Linked DNA regions of Mus musculus: region 1 is linked to region 2. The links are chromatin loops, found by intact Hi-C in ENCODE. Cell type or tissue: gastrocnemius. All regions are shown on one strand. Links, peaks and the distances in the headings refer to the core of each region. The heading gives the core; the rest is flanking DNA. Region 1 has its middle 55 kb from the start of Gm25698. Region 2 overlaps Egfr (epidermal growth factor receptor).

Region 1 (8,341 bases), core at 326-8,325, 170 kb before region 2:
ATGAGGGTTGAAATGTTTACTAACTCTCCCAAGGAGGAACCCATGAGTGGCAGTAATAGCCAGCACCAACTATGACTATACATGAAATGATCCACCTGACAGTCACAAATGGAACATCCAGGGGAGTTTCAGGGAAAAGATCTAGACACTGAATGGCAAAGTCCCTGCTAAGAAGTGTCACTCAGGGCTGAAATCAGCAAAGTAGAAACATAAAGAACTATACAAAGAATCAACTAAACCAGGAGCTGGTTCTTTGAGAAAATCAACAAGATAGATAAACCCTAAGACAGACTAATCAGAGGGCACAGAGACAGTATCCAAATCAACAAATCAGAAATGAAAAGGAAATTGAGGAAATTTAATTTGCAAAAATAGTTAGGTCCTAATTCAAGAGCATATATTCAATAAAAATGCAAAATCTGGATGAAATGGACAACTTTTCAAACAGATACCAAATCCCAAAGTTAAATCAGGATCAGATAAATCATGTAAAAAGTCCTATAACCCTCAAAGGAATAGAAGCAGTCATTAAAAGTCTCCCAATCAAATAATGCCCAGGACCAGTTGACTTTAATGCAGAATTCTATCAGACCTTCAAAGAAGACCTAATACCAATACTATTCTAACTATTCCACAAAATAGAAACAGAAGAACAGTCATGTTCTATGACACCACATAAAACCAAAACCACGCAAAGGCCCAACAAAGAAAGAGAACTTCAGACCATTTTCCCTTATGAATATAGATATAAAAATATTCAATAAATTTCTCACAAACCAAATACAAGAACTGATCAAAATGATCATTCACCATGGTCAAGTAGGCTTCATCCCAGCGATGCAGGAATGGTTCAATAAATGGAAAACCATCAATGTAATCGACTATATAAACTAACTCAAAGAATGAAAACAAAACAAAACAAAACAAAACAAAAAACCACATGATTATTTCATTAGATGCTAAAATAGCAGTTGACAAAATTCAACATCCCTTCATGTTAAAAGTCTTGGAAAGATCAGGAATTGAAGGCCCATACTTAATCATACTAAAAGCAATATACAACAAACCAGTAGTCAACATCAAACTAAATTGAGAGAAACTTGAAACAATCCCACTAAAATCAGGGACTAGACAAGGCTGCCCAATCTCTCCCTATATATTCAATATAGTCCTCAGAGTCTGAGCCAGAGCAATTTGACAACAAAAGGAGATCAAAGATATACAAATTGGAAAGGAAGAAGTCAAAATATCAATATTTGCATATGATATGACAGTATACTTGAATGACCCCAAAAATTCCACAAGATAACTCCTACAGCTGATAACTTCAGCAAAGTGGCTAGATATAAAAATAACTCAAGCAAATCAGTAGACTTCCTATAGTTAAAGGATAAACAGGCTGTGAAAGAAATTAGGGAAACAACACCCTTCACTATAGCCACAAATAATATAAAATATCTTGATATGACTCTAACCAAACAAGTGAAAAATCTGTAAGACAAGAACTTCAAGTCTCTGAAGAAAGAAATTAAAGAAGACCTCTGAAGATGAAAAGATCTCCCACACTCATGGATTGGCAGAATTAATATAGTATATATGGCCATCTTGCCAAAAGCAATATATAGATTCAATGCAATTCCCATCAAAATTCCAACTCAATTCTTCATAGAGTTAGAAAGAGCAATTCTCAAATTCATTTAGAACAAGAAATAACCCAGGACAGCAAAAACTATTCTCTAAAATAAAGGAATATCTGGGGGGCTCATCATCCCTGACCTCAAGCTGTACTACAGAGCAATAGTCATAAAAACTTGTGACTTCCCACGGCCACATGAACCGGGTCCTCCTGAAAGGCAGGCTGGGGCTAAAAGAGAATAAACGGGGAGAAAAAGGACGAGGTCAAGACAAAATTCTGATCAAAGCCCAAAGTTTACTAAAAATCTGTGCTTATATAGAGGGAAAGCCCATCTCCCACAGATTCACTCTTGATGCCTGTTGCCAGCCTGTAAGCAATCTGTCTGACAGCACTGGTTTGGCAAGAAAGTGTCAATCACTGGGTTGCCTGCTGTCTCTGGAATCTCTCAGGAATCTCTCAGCCTCTCAGCAGGTAGCAGTGTCTTGGAGCGGGACAGCACCAGTGGTGACAGAACAATAGAACCATCTAGGTGGGAAGGCTCCACCCCAGGTGGTCTCATTCTCAGTGGCAGCAAGGTCTCAGCCAGCCTACTCAGGTCTGGGGGAGGCTACAAAAACTGTGTGGTATTGGTACAGTGATAGGCAGGAAGATGAGTGGAATAGAATTAAAGATCCAGAAATGAACCCACACACCTATGATCACTTGATCTTTGACAAAGGAGCAAAAACCATCCAGTGGAAAAAAGGCCAGCATTTTCAACAAATGGTGCTGGTTCAACTGGCGGTTAACATGCAGAAGAATGCAAATTAATCCATTCTTTTCTCCCTGTACAAAGCCCATGTCCAAGTGGATCAAAGACCTCCACATAAAACCAGATACACTCAAACTAATAGAAGAGAAAGCGGGGAAGATCCTCCAACACACAGGCACAGGGGAAAAGTTCCTGAACAGAACACCAGTTGCTTATGCTATAAGATCAAAAATAGACAAATGGGACCTTATAAAATTAAAAAGTTTCTATAAGGCAAAGGACACTGTTGATAGGACAAAACTGCGACCACCAGATTGGGAAAATATCTTTACCAGTTCTACATCTGACATCTGATAGAGGGCTAATATCCAATACATACAAAGAACACAAGAAGTTAGATTCCAGAGAACCAAATAACTGTATTTAAAAGTGGGGAACAGAGCTATACAGAGAATTCTCAACTGAGGAAATTTGAATGGCTTAGATGCACCTAAGGAAATATTCAACATCCTTAGTCATCAGGGAAATGGAAGTCAAAACAACTCTGAGATTCTACCTCACACCAGTCAGAATGGCTAAGATTAAAAACTTAGGTATCAGAAGATGTTGGCAAGGATGTGGAAAAGAAGGAACACTCCTCCATTGTTGGTAGGATTTCAAGCTAGTACTATCACTCTGGAAATCAGTCTAGTGGATTCTCAGAAAATTGGGCATAGTACTACCTGAGGACCCAGCAATACCACTCTTGGGCATATTCCCAGAAGATGCTCCAGCATGTAATAAGGACACATGCTCCACTATGTTCATAGCAGCCATATTTATTTATAATAGCCAGAAGCTGTAAAGAACCCAGATGTCCTTCAACAGAGAAATGGATACAGAAAATGTGGTATATTTACACAATGTAATTAATACTACTCAGCTATTAAAAACAAGAACTTCTTGAAATTTGCAGGCAAATGGATAGAACTAGAAAATATCATCCTGAGTGAGGTAACTAAGTCACAAAAGAGCAAGTGGTATGTACTCACTGATAAGTGGATATTAGCTCAAAATTTGGAATACCCAAGATTCAATTCACAGACCATATGAATCCCAAGAAGGAAGACCAATGTGTGGATGTTTCAGTGCTTCTTGAAGGGGGAATAAAATACTCTCAGGAGGAAATATGGAGACAAAGTGTGGAGCAGAGACTAAAGGAAAGACCATCCAGAGACTGCTCCATCTGGGGATCCATCCCATATACAGCCAACAAATCCAGTCACTATTGCAGATATCAAGAAGTATTTGGTAACAGGAGCCTGATATAGCTGTCTCCTGAGAGGCTCTGCCAGTATCTGACAAATACAGAGGTGGATGCTCACAGACAACCATTGGACTAAGCATAGGATCCCTAATGGAGGAGTTAGAGATGGACTGAAGGACTTGAAACAGTTTGAAACCCCATAAGAAGAACAACAATATCAACTAACCAGATGTCCCAGAGTTCCCAGGAAGTAAACCACCAACCAAAGAGTACACATGGAGTGATCTATGGCCCCGGCCGCATATGTAGAAGAGGATGGCCTTGTAGGGCATCAATGGGAGGAGAGGCCCTTGGGCCTGAGGGTATTAGGTGCCCTAGTGTAGGAAATGCCAGGGTGGGAAGACAGGAGTGTGTGGGTGGGTGGGGGAGCACCCTCATATTGGTGGGGGCGTGGGGATGGAATATGGGGTTCCCCAAGGGGAGACCTGGACAGGTGAAAGCATTTGAAATGTAAATAAATGGAATGTCCAATTTAAAAAAAAAAAAAAAAAAGCCTAGCATTGGCAAGATGGCTCAGCCATTAAAGATGCTGTCTCCCAAGGGTGAGAGCCTGACCCTCGAAACTGGGTTTCTAGTACACATTTAAGAGTAGAAGGAAAGCACTTATTGCACAAAATTTTCCCCTAAGCTCTGACATATATGTACTCTGCCAAACATATTAGCAATAATTAGTAATCAATGATTTTGAGGTCTAACTTCACTATGATTTTTTCCCCACAGGAAACAAGCGCTGGGAACGAAGGAACAGGAAATAGCCAGGTACAGCTTCTTACCAAGCAGAACCCACTCATCTTTTACTAAAGCCATTTGGGGATTTTGTTTTGATTTGGTTTGCTTTTGGTGTTCTCCTAAGCTCTATGAAATAGAGATTCCATTTCTCACATTATAATCTGTGTTTGAAATAAATAAGAATATACTTGGTGCTGTGTATCTGCAAGTTCCACATTCATAAATTCAGCCAATGATGGGGGGGGTGCAGGAAGGAGACAGGGAATTATGTTTCTATATAATAGCAAGCAGATGATAATTACAATAATAAATCATTTGCAAAAGCATTGAAAAATACCAAACGCTAGGAATAAATCTAGCACAGTAGAGAGAAAACTATAAAACCTCTTTGCTATAAAATAAAGAACATACAAACAGGGAAATATTTTGTAGTTATTGTTTTAAAGGAACAGTATTATAAATATGTTGATTTTCCTCTAGAGGATCTACAGCTTCAGTGTAATTCCCTTCAGTACCCCAGCAGAATTTTTTGTGATGTTAAAACTGATGAGCGGATATTTAAAATGTCAAAAAGCAAAGGATGAGAGGAAGCCGTCATGAAAAATAAAAGCATTGCTCAAACACTTAAAACTTCATTAAGTTAAAATGATGACATTCATGTATAGCTATAGACATCCAGGGCTTGGCATGTATTTTGTTTGGTAAAGTATTTGCCAAATGCTAGGAATATTTAGGACTTCTGCTCACTCTGGTCAGCCCTGCTTGCTCTGGTCCAAAGATTTATTTATTGTTATAAATAAGTACACTGTAGTTGTCTTCAGATGCACCAGAAGAGGGCGTCAGATCTCATTACAGATAGGACCTGAGTTTGGCCCCCAGAATCCACATTAAAATGACAGGTACCCGATGGGCATAGCAGCACACACCATTAATCACAGCAGTTTAGAGGCAGAGGCAGGCAGATCTTTGTAAGTTTGAAGCCAGTCTAGTCTACATAGTGAGTTGCAGGACAGCCAATGCTACACAGTGAGACCATGTTTTGAATAAAACAAACAAAAAGCTAGGTATGATGGCTTATGCATGTAATCCCAGTGCTGGAGTGGTAGAGGTAGGAAGGTTTACTGCCAGCAAGGTTCCCAGGGCAAACTGCCCAGTCTGCCTAGCCAAGTTGGTAAGCACCAGCTCATGAGAGATACTGGTTCAACAAGCAAGGTTTGACTTCTGACATCTTCACACATGAGTACACATGCATACATATACATATGCAAGCACAGTGTATGGTGTAAGGAAAGAAAAACTGGCCAGTGGACAGGATAGAGTCCAGAAATAAACTCACATAAAAAAAGACTACAAGTTTTCATAGTATACAGTGTAGGATCCTGTAAGAAAATGTACTCTTAGATCATTTTTCTTGTACATACAAACATACACATACACAAATACACCCTCACACAAACACACACACATACACAGAGGGGAGGGAGAGTGGAAGGGAGGAGAAAGGGATAGAGGAGGGGGAAGGGGAGAATCAAAGCAAGACATATTCAGGTCATTATAAAAATTAAAATTAAAATAAAAAAATTTGCAAAGATTTCTTCAACATAACACAAAATTCACTAGCCATGAAAAGAGAAATTAACAAATTGAACTATGTTAAGAAAAATGTATTCATCAAAAGATATAAATTACCAGAAAAATCATAGGGACGTTCATATTGCACACACGTCATGAATTATATGCTCAGTATGTAAAGAACTATAGTAGATAATTTCAGTTTTCTATGGGTTAAAACTTGGCTGTGTACAACCTACTCAGAGCTTAACCGGCTGCTGTTTGTCTCCTCCAAGACTTCTTACACTGTTCTTCTCTGCTACCTTTCACTGTCAGGAGGGTTCTACACTGTGTACCATGATAACTTTGAGTCTTCCTTATGTGAGTCTCTTTCTGGACTCTATCCTGTCCACTGCCCCGTTCTTCTTTCCTTATACCATACAATGTGCTTGCATATGTACAAGTGTGCATGTGTGCTTGTGTGTGTAGAGGTCAGAAGTCAACCTGGCTGTTTGAACCAGTACTTCTCATTGGCTGATGCTTACTGACTTGGCAGGCTGGGCAGTGAGCCCATAGGGACCTTCCTGGCAGTAAATATTTACATTTAAATCTGCTTTAGGTTCTCTCATTAATTTTGTGTTTCTACTATACAAATTTGTTGCAAGTTCAGAAAATTTTCTTGGGAGTTGCTGAGCCAGAAAAACATGATGAAAACATGTACCTTCTGCATAAATTGCAGGGAAGGGGTCATGCAAAGCAGAGGCATATCTCTCCTTTATGATCTCCAGACACAGAAGAAAAATGGCTCCTGGATAAACACCCAATCCAACAGAAACTCTATGAGTACAATTAATTTGCTGGTGTCAGGGACCACCCTCTTTCAAAAATGCTACCTGAGTTCCTATGCCTAGGAGGCTACTGACTGGTGTCCCCTGAATGTCTTTAAAACATGGCCCTCCCTTCACAAGGTCACTTTGTGGCAAGTCTTCCCATTGGTTCCAGGACACAAGTGCCTACAACAGATCCCGAACTCACCGGACCTGAGAGTTTAGGTTGGTCCTCCTGTCCACCATGCTTATTAGTTGCTCAAGTGTAGTCTTGGGAGAATGCCATCACATTTAGATATCATGCATGAACAGAGCTATAGGTGCATATTTAGAACACCTGAGCATATTCTCAGACAGACTCTGTCCTCAAATTCCCCAAAAGGTGTCTAGCCACCCTCCCAGACTTGTGCAGGTGTTGGTTTTCCCTTGGTGAGCGCTGATGTTGCAACTCTATCCTGGACACTCATCATTTGTGCCCTTGGTTCTTTACTTAGCTCTGCGGCATTCATTACAGCCTACAAGTTGAGAGACCAAAGCAATTCGGGTAGCAAAGCCCTGATCTTGCTGCACTCTCATGGGATAAGAAGCTCCTCTGTGTTTATGAAGGTTCAGTGTAGGTTGAGTTTAGATGAATCCAACTGCCACGTGCTTCTCTCTCTTGAGGAATATAACGCTTGCTGGATTACCTTCCTTGTATCTAGAGCTCCCATTTTCCTCACCGATTCCCTGTAATTTTGGTAAATGATGCAAAAAGTACCACTCCATATTTTACAGGTAGACACTTCAGATTTTGGAGGTGGGCTTTTTTTTTCCCCTTGCTGTTTCTTAGGAACAAGGTCTTGCTGTGTACTGTGTGCTCTTATAGTCACAACCATGATTCAAACTCATGAGTTCTTGGATCTGAGGTGCTGCCCTAGCTTACTTGGATCAGTTATTTCTGAGTGTGGAGTTGGTGTCACTAATCACATTCATAATATTAAGCAACACGAGCATTACCTATTCCAAGCGTTGACTGATTATCTCACTTAGAAATCCCAATTAGTCTAGTAGTAGTTTTAAACTACAATAAGCTCCTTTATCTAGGTCACTAGTTAAAAATAAGATATATTCACAAGTCTTTTAGTGAATTTTTCTTTAATTTTTGGCATGTGCTGAGTGTGTATGTGTGTGTGTTTTCATATGTGTGGTTACACATGTATGAGCAGGTACGTATGTTTGGATATGTGTTGTGGAGCTAAAGCTGATATTAAGTGTTTTGGGTATATGAGGTCTTCTGCAATCACGCTCCCCTTTGTCAGACTAGCAAGATGGCTTGCTCCGGGGATCCCCCACCTGTTTCCCAGACCCTAGGGTTACAGGCACTTGCCATATCTACCCAGCATTTATCTGGAAATCTGAACTTCAGTCCTCACACTTGTGTCATAGATGTTCTATCAACAGCACCATCTACCAAGCCAGTAAAGACTACTCCTATCTTCAAACTTAAGATACTTCTCTGGGAAAAGAAACAATGAACAACTGATTCTGTGTATGGCCAGTGC
Region 2 (8,341 bases), core at 159-8,158:
TGCATCAATAATCATTGAAAATGAAGGTGTTCTTTTTTTTTTTTTTCCTACTGAATTTACAGGCTCTTAGGGTGTGATAGGAATCTAAAGCCCAAGCAAGACAGAGCAAGGAAAAGTACTTCCTGGTCTAAACTTTGGAACTGACTACCAACCCTGCCCTCTTATTTGTCAATGCTGAAGGTAAAAGCTAGATGCTAAGTGCTCTGCCACTGAACTATAGAGCCAGTGTCTCACTTCCTTAGCCACACTGGACTTGAGCTTATGATTGTCTTGCCTCAGCCATCTGAGTGGCTGGGACTACAAGCTTGTGACACCAGTCCCTGTGCCACATTATCTCATTAAGAAACAGAATAAACTGTGAAATAGCGGAATGTTTCTCACTAAATGTGAGCAACTTCACACAGAGAGAGAGCTACGAGTATACAGAACCAGAAAGAGCAGCTAGACCTAGGCCCTTGAGAGGTCCTGTGCAGAGAAGCCTGGGAGGCCTGAAAAGGAGGGGACTCTACAGGAACGCAATGGGCTGAGAACAGTAGTGAGAAGCATTGTTTTAAAATGCCAGCAGGGCCAGAAGGTGGACAGAGAGACGTGAGCTATGTTTGTGCTGTGCCAAGAGAAGTTAAGATACAGCAAGTTTCAGTAAACATAAGAAATAACTGCACCATAGAGATGGCAATATGAGAGAAAGTAGGGGCAGGAGGGGGAGGGGGAGATCATTCCATTCTTAGAAGGCAGGATTACTAGAAGTGCTTTAAGTGGGGTGAAATCTATGTCTATAGTGATGTCCAGCACACACCACAAGCAAACAACTATACAGCTTTTTCCTACCATCTTTCAGTATCTTGTATCTTACAGTGATTACTCTGTTTAGTCAATAATGAAATAAGGAAAGTTTAAGCCTAAGAAAGTCTCTTACGATGAACCCTTAGAAAAATCTATCATTGAGCCAGGCAGTAGTGACTCACTCCTTTAATCCTAGCCCTAAGGAGGCAGAGGCAGGTGGATCTCTGTGTTCAAGGCCAGCCTGGTCTACAGAGGGAGTTCCAGAACAGGCAGTACTGCACAGAAAAACCTTGTCTCGAAAAACAAAACAAAAGAAAAAAGAAAAATCTATCACTACAGTCAATGTTCTCTCTAACTGTACAGGAACAGGGGTGTCTAACTATAGACTTTCTGACTTTTTGTAAGCCTCCTTTAAAGCAGGCTGGTAAAATACAGCAGGAGTTTGGATCCATCCTGCCACCTGCTTTTGTAAATGAAGCTTCATGAGAGCACAGAGACCTCCGCATCTGCACAACTACACTCTGTGTGACCTTTTCGGAGAAACTGTGCTCACCCTGTCTAGAACTTCATACATAATGCTGCAGACTCCCTCTGGTAGACTTCCATGAGCAAAGTAGAAAGCCAGTTCTGGTGGGCATAAGCCCTCAGTATTTGTACAGACACTTGGGCCATTTACTAACAAGTGGCAATGCCTAAGAACACAAACTCTTTTTTTTTTCTTTTTCTTTTCTTTTCTTTTCTTTTTTTTAATTTTTTATTTTATTTTATTGTAATTAAGTATTTTCTTCATTTACATTTCCAATGCTATCCCCAAAGTCCCCCATACCCTCCCCCGACCACCCACTCCCACTTCTTGGCCCTGGCATTCCCTTGTACTGGGGCATATAAAGTTTGCAAGACCAATGGGCCTCTCTTTCCACTGATGGCCAACTAGGCCATCTTCTGATACATATGCAGCTAGAGACACAGCTCTGGGGGTACTGGTTAGTTCATATTGTTGTTCCACCTATAGGGTTGCAGACCCCTTTAGCTCCTTGGGTACTTTCTCTAGCTCCTCCATTGGGGGCCCTGTGGTCCATCCAAAAGCTGACTGTGAGCATCCACTTCAGTGTTTACTAGGCCCCGGCATAGTCTCACAAGAGACAGCTATATCAGGGTCCTTTCAGCAAAATCTTACTAGTGTGTGCAATGGTGTCAGTGTTTGGAGGCTGATTATGGGATGGATCCCCGGGTATGGCAGTCTCTACATGATCCATCCTTTCGTCTCAGCTCCAAACTTTGTCTCTGTAACTCCTTCCATGAGTGTTTTGTTCTGAATTCTTTTTTTTTTCTTTTTCTTTTTTTTTTCCATTTTTTATTAGGTATTTAGCTCATTTACATTTCCAATGCTATACCAAAAGTCCTCCATACCCACCCACCCCCACTCCCCTACCCACCCACTCCCCCTTTTTGGCCCTGGTGTTCCCCTGTACTGGGGCATATAAAGTTTGCGTGTCCAATGGGCCTCTCTTTCCAGTGATGGCCGACTAGGCCATCTTTTGATACATATGCAGCTAGAGTCAAGAGCTCCAGGGTACTGGTTAGTTCATAATGTTGTTCCACCTATAGGGTTGCAGATCCCTTTAGCTCCTTGGGTTCTTTCTCTAGCTCCTCCATTGGGAGCCCTGTGATCCATCCATTAGCTGACTGTGAGCATCCACTTCTGTGTTTGCTAGGCCCCGGCATAGTCTAAGAAGGGACAAAGTGTCCACACTTTGGTCTTCATTCTTCTTGAGTTTCATGTGTTTTGCAATTTGTATCTTATATCTTGGGTATTCTAAGTTTCTGGGCTAATATCCATTTATTAGTGAGTACATATCATGTGAATTCTTTTGTGATTGGGTTACCTCACTCAGGATGATGCCCTCCAGGTCCATCCATTTGGCTAGGAATTTCATAAATTCATTCTTTTTAATAGCTGAGTAGTACTCCATTGTGTAAATGTACCACATTTTCTGTATCCATTTCTCTGTTGAGGGGCATCTGGGTTCTTTCCAGCTTCTGACTATTATAAATAAGGCTGCTATGAACATAGTGGAGCATGTGTCCTTCTTACCAGTTGGAACATCTTCTGGATATATGCCCAGGAGAGGTATTTCGGGATCCTCCGGTAGTACTATGACCAATTTTCTGAGGGACTGCCAGACTGATTTCCAGAGTGGCTGTACAAGCTTGCAATCCCCCCAACAATGGAGGAGTGTTCCTCTTTCTCCACATCCTCGCCAGCATCTGTTGTCACCTGAATTTTTTATCTTAGCCATTCTGACTGGTGTGAGGTGAAATCTCAGTGTTGTTTTGATTTGCATTTCCCTGATGATTAAGAATGCTGAACATTTTTAGGTACTTCTCAGCCATTCGGTATTCCTCAGGTGAGAATTCTTTGTTTAGCTCTGAGCCCCATTTTTAATGGGGTTATTTGATTTTCTGGAGTCCACCTTCTTGAGTTCTTTATATATATTGGATATTAGTCTTCTATCTGATTTAGGACTGGTAAAGATCCTTTCCCAATCTGTTGGTGGTCTCTTTGTCTTATTGACGGTGTCTTTTGCCTTACAGAAGCTTTTCAATAGCCTCCACCATAGAAAGGTGACCACAACCTAGAAGGAACAAAACAGCAAGCCCATTGAGATGGCTTTTGGAGCCCAAGTTCAAATTGTTATGTGACAGAGCTTGGCTTGGGCTTTTCATGAGAGAATTTGGTAGTTGTTAATGTTTTTTGAGTAGGTTTTTGTTTTTGTTTTTGTTTCCCATAATGAGTGAATCCTGAAAATGAGCTTTGAATTCAAGATGTCTAAGAGAATCTCAGGCCTCCTTACTGGGAGGAACGATGCCAGATTCAGCTCTCCTCTACAACCTACCATAGCCTTTTACCCATTTAAGAATCAAACAAAGAGATACTTAGTCTAACTAGGAGTAAGTGAAAAGGTTGCTCATTTTCAAGGGCAACTGAATACAAACATGTGCAAACAAAGCACACAAATCCAAATCAACTTAGTTTTGGTTGTGAGCCTAGTCTTTATATAATCAACGTAGAAAACCACTGCAAAGGGTCAGGAAAGACCCGTTACTGAATGAAAAATAACAACAGGGGAAAACATTCCAAGAGGCAAGTGGGGACTCCTTGTGAAAGAATTTTGCAAGGCTCTTGGAGGCTTGGCTTTCTTACTGCCAAGTGCCTTAGCACACCCCATCTGGTAAGACTTGGGCCCAGTCACCTTCCTGATGGGCCATGGCCACATCCCTGCCATCCGGGTGGGCAGTTAGCTGTGGTCAGTATTAGCTATCCCTCCCTCTGTGGCAAGACCTTATAGATCTTAGAAAGGCCACACACCAGCAGTGTGAGCAGCAGGCCAAGAAGGTCAGCCTCCTCTGAGAGCGCTTGAACGGAAGGAAGCAATTCACGCTAGTGGGAAATGATCCAGATTTAATTCAGATTCAAGCCACAGTGGGGTTTAGTAAGGGTTTTCCACGTATCACGTGCTTTGCCAGGGACTCTCCCAACTCACCAAATCCTCCCAGAGTCATAGTAATTGTTTTGTTCCTGTTTAATAGATGAAAATAAGAGGCTCAGAGGGATTAGGAAGTTTCTCAGATAAAGGGAAAAACAGGGTTTTAGTCCTGACTTGTCACTGCGAGTGTAGTAACCACTGACAAGTGCCAGGAAAAGTCTGGTTCAAGTCACTCTGTAGTCAAACATCTAGGGGGTTATTTTACTCTCTCTCTCTTCTTCTCATTTTGATTTTGAAACACTTTTTTTGATGAAGACACACACACTGCTATCTGTTTTAAGTAGCTGTGAGACCTGCCTTGTTCTGTAACTTGACTAACAGCTAGCTTACCACTGCTTTCACTGGTGAGATCAGGCCAGCAATTTGTTTAAAGATTCTTTTCTCCCTTTTAAAAGCATCTGTAGTACAGAGAACAGTCTTAGTCTGAAAGAACAATAGAAGCTGGACTTGGGTGCACCTTCGGTCTTGGCCGGCAGCTCTGTCTCGGTATATAGGTTCATGCTCAGCCTACTTCATCCCCCAGCTACTCTTCCAGTAGTTGCCTTCTTTCTGAACTTCAGCATCATCACCGCTAACTACTCATTTAGGTCCAGTGTCTTGTCCTTTCTTTTTATTTTCTGTGATAAGAGGAACTGTGTACTTGTTTGTTAGCTTGTTTTTCTAGTGCTCATGGTAGAACAACATAAAAGTGCATATGTTTCCAGAGATGACCTTATATATGACAGTGCATTAAAATCGGACTTTTGAAAACCATGAGTAAAAACAGGAAAGCATATAATCTGTCTTGTGGTGAGGACTGCACTGCATGGCTCCCTGTCCAGAATCTCTCTGCAGAGATTTGTTCCAATCTAATTTCCAGTCCCATTTTCTGGATCAGAATTCTTTTATTTCCTTGCAAATTAAACACCTTGTCCAAGATTACTTTTGATTTATAATTCATATAAATAATGTAAACTATATTCCTAAGTAATGATGTAGGCAATGATCTGGAGGAGAGGAATGCAGAGAAAAAAAAACATAAAAATGGAAGACACACACACACACACACAGTTTTTCAAGTGGAAAATTGAGGCACTGGTAAGGTCTCTGAATTCAACACTGACACTTATAGCCAATTTATTCCTTTGATCTGATGTTGTGTTTTCACTTGTTTACCAAGGGAAGTTGGAGTATTTCTTTCTGGTACCTGGAGCTTGGTAATATCTCCTCCAGCTGCCTTGTTATATTCATTTAGCATGGCTCACATTATGGGATGTTCTACAGCTACTACATGTTTCATGTCATTTCCTCAAAGGATTATTGGATTCCTTGAGTCAGTATTTCTGATTCACTCTTGGCAACTATCTTTGTTCTGCTATATTAAACATGTAGGTCGATGGATTAACTAAAGAGTAAACAGAAGAAAGGACAACTTAGAGCATAGGCATTTGTAGGCCTCCCCAAGTGAGTGCTAGGAATCAAACTGGAGTCCTCTGAAAGAGCAGCATGTACTCTTAACCACTGAGCCAACTGTTCTCAATCTCATTACTACTCATTTACTACTACCCTGTGAAATAGGTAAAACCAGTCTCATGTTACATATCCAGTTAGTACACTGAGTGGGGTTAACTGTTTGGAGACAACATGGGACAATACAAGACTGTGTGGCAGTCTTGCTAAGAGAAAGGTATTTGATGATGTCATTGGAAATATAGTCTTCTGTCCTTCATAAACCTGCCCTTCCTATAACTCAATGAATGAAGAAATGAATGAGCAGAAGAAAGAGCAACCTCTCAAGCCTGTGAAGAAAACAAAAGAGTAAGGTAAACCTTACTTGTTGGCTGCAGAGTTGTTCTAGGTTCTGGCCCCACACGTCCCGATGCCTGTTGGCCATATATGGCATCCACATGAATTCTAAAGGAATGGTTCAAGGTTGAACAGCCCGATCTGGGAAACATTACTCAGCCATCATCATCAGGGAGTGAGTCATTGAACCTGAGGAAGATATGAAAGAGGATTTATGTGAGCTGGGTGGGGACTGGGCCTAGAGTAAGGACATCTTACAGACCTGTCTCACATTGCCTTGGTAGGAAAGACATAGATGGTGAAGGCATATTGAGGAAGAGACACCACACCCTGGTGGAAACACGCAACCCTCCCAACAAAAAGAAGCTCTTCAGGAAAACAGCCAGGCAAAGACATGTGCTCCAAGGCCTTGGCAACACTGGATAGTGAGAGTAGACTCCAGCTCATGGCACACAGGCTAGTAAGGCTGGATTCCAACTAAACACTAGCCTTTCATAATTCCAAAGTGTTTTCTGATGTCTAGTCCTCCACTACACAGACTGAAGAGAGGTCATAGGTGACTGGTAGTTGGCCTCAACAAAGAGCTTTCTAAGATTCAGTAAAAACCTGTTTCCCTTGAAGCCAAATTGGTCAGGTTTCAAAGCCAATGTTCATGCAATCATTTTTATCACCAGCCTGTGAGGATTCTGTATTTTCACCTTTCTGCCACTGCTCCAGATTAGAGTTTATATAATAACCGTGTATGTCCCTTAGTACTTACGCATTCAAACTCTCCATTCCTTTCCCATCATGTGTCCTAGCATCCCATGATAGCAGGAAGCAAATGTTAGGAGCTAACTTATACTCATTGTAGATTTTCTCTGAGGTCTTGTGTGGAAGAGCCCCCCAGCTTTCAGCCATAGGAGGGAGGTAGCCGTGCTCGCTACTTCCTTGAAGTCTTGACTGAACTCAGACATTGAAACTGTGAGATTCGGTGGCAGTGCTGATGGAGTGTTGTTTGTGACTCCATGCTGCCAGACATAGTGAGCTGAAATCCTCTGAGAATGGCAAGCTCTGAATAAATAGGTCAGAGTCATCAAAATGCCACAGAGGCAAAGAGTGGAAGTAGAAGTTTGATTGGCAGGCTTCAGGAAAGGAAGTATTATATTCCCTGCAGAAGTGTACCTCTGTGTGAAGAAACAGCTATCCCCATAATTGTGTAAGTAGTAGTGAGGCTAGAGAACTAGAACTCAGAACCCAGAGAGGAGTGCTCACTTGCTCAAGCTCCAAGAAGAAGCTGAGCACAGTAACACCCCACCGGTTACTCTATATCTCCATGTAAACAGACGTTCAACCAGGGCCACTTTCTCCATGGTGCCCCGCTCAGCAGAAGTACTCCAACCCTTTCAGTTCTTGTTTGCTGTGAATCTGCTTTTCTTACCTTATGAGTTTGTGTCAAGAGTATTTTCCAACAGTGTAGATAATTGGGGGAAATGTTTGCTAGGGTAATGTCAGGTACTCAGTGGTCCTTATTGAATTAATTAATAATTGTCTAGCAAGACAAATTTATTTCTGATTTACCATTCAACTTCTTGTGAAGAATGGGATAGATTGACCTGTGATTTCAGATTTTCAGTTAAAGAAGCAGTAGTGGGAAGGAGGTTGCTAGTATCATTGAAGACATATAAACAGAAATATCTAGAAATGTCACTGCTACCATAAAGCCTCAGTGAGGCACATAACTTGTATTAAGAGAAGAATAAAATTTGTAAGGCACATTTTTGTCCACAATCTTTCTTTTTTATAATTTTTAAATTTAAAATATGCATATATGTGTGTCTCTTTGGAGGACTGGATGCACAGCTTCAGTACCCAAGAATGTAGGAAAATGGTGTTGGGTTTGCAAGAGCTGCAGAGCAAGCACTTATGAGCATGCCCATGCTAGTGCTGGAAACCAAAGTGGAGTCCTCTAAAAGAGTAACAAATGTCTTACCCACAGAACTATCTCTCTAGCCCCCTGTTCACAATCTTATTACACTCACAATTACCCTATTAGAGAGGTACAACTGGTCTCCTTTGACCTGGTGAGCACATTGAGAGGAGTTAACTTGATGGAGATGGCAGTCTTGCTAACAGAATGGTATTTGATGATGTCATTGAAAACATAATCTTCCGTCCCTCATAAAACTGCCCTTCCTGTAGAAATTTCATCTACCTCCTAAGGAAGTATGACAAAATGTACAAAG

What was found. Peaks named below come from ENCODE experiments on the same cell type or tissue, not always from the same donor. Only the 100,000 strongest peaks of a DNase experiment are listed, where the experiment ranks them.
Region 1: a loop joins it to region 2, with 2.0 times the contacts of the local background. A loop is called at or near these places in 2 of 42 quality-filtered maps.

Annotation. Positions count from the first base shown.
Region 1 is chr11:16,674,011-16,682,351 of GRCm38, forward strand. No RefSeq gene overlaps it. Among named protein-coding and RNA genes, the nearest start is that of Gm25698, 55 kb to the right of the region's middle. In gastrocnemius, for the core only: a CTCF peak has its summit at 5,244 (motif pointing right); a DNase peak (open chromatin) is centred at 5,565.
Region 2 is chr11:16,844,908-16,853,248 of GRCm38, forward strand. All of the region lies in intron 1 of Egfr (epidermal growth factor receptor), which reads left to right. Among named protein-coding and RNA genes, the nearest start is that of Egfros, 18 kb to the left of the region's middle. In gastrocnemius, for the core only: no CTCF peak of the experiment used is centred there; a DNase peak (open chromatin) is centred at 4,141; H3K27ac peaks cover 2,144 bases.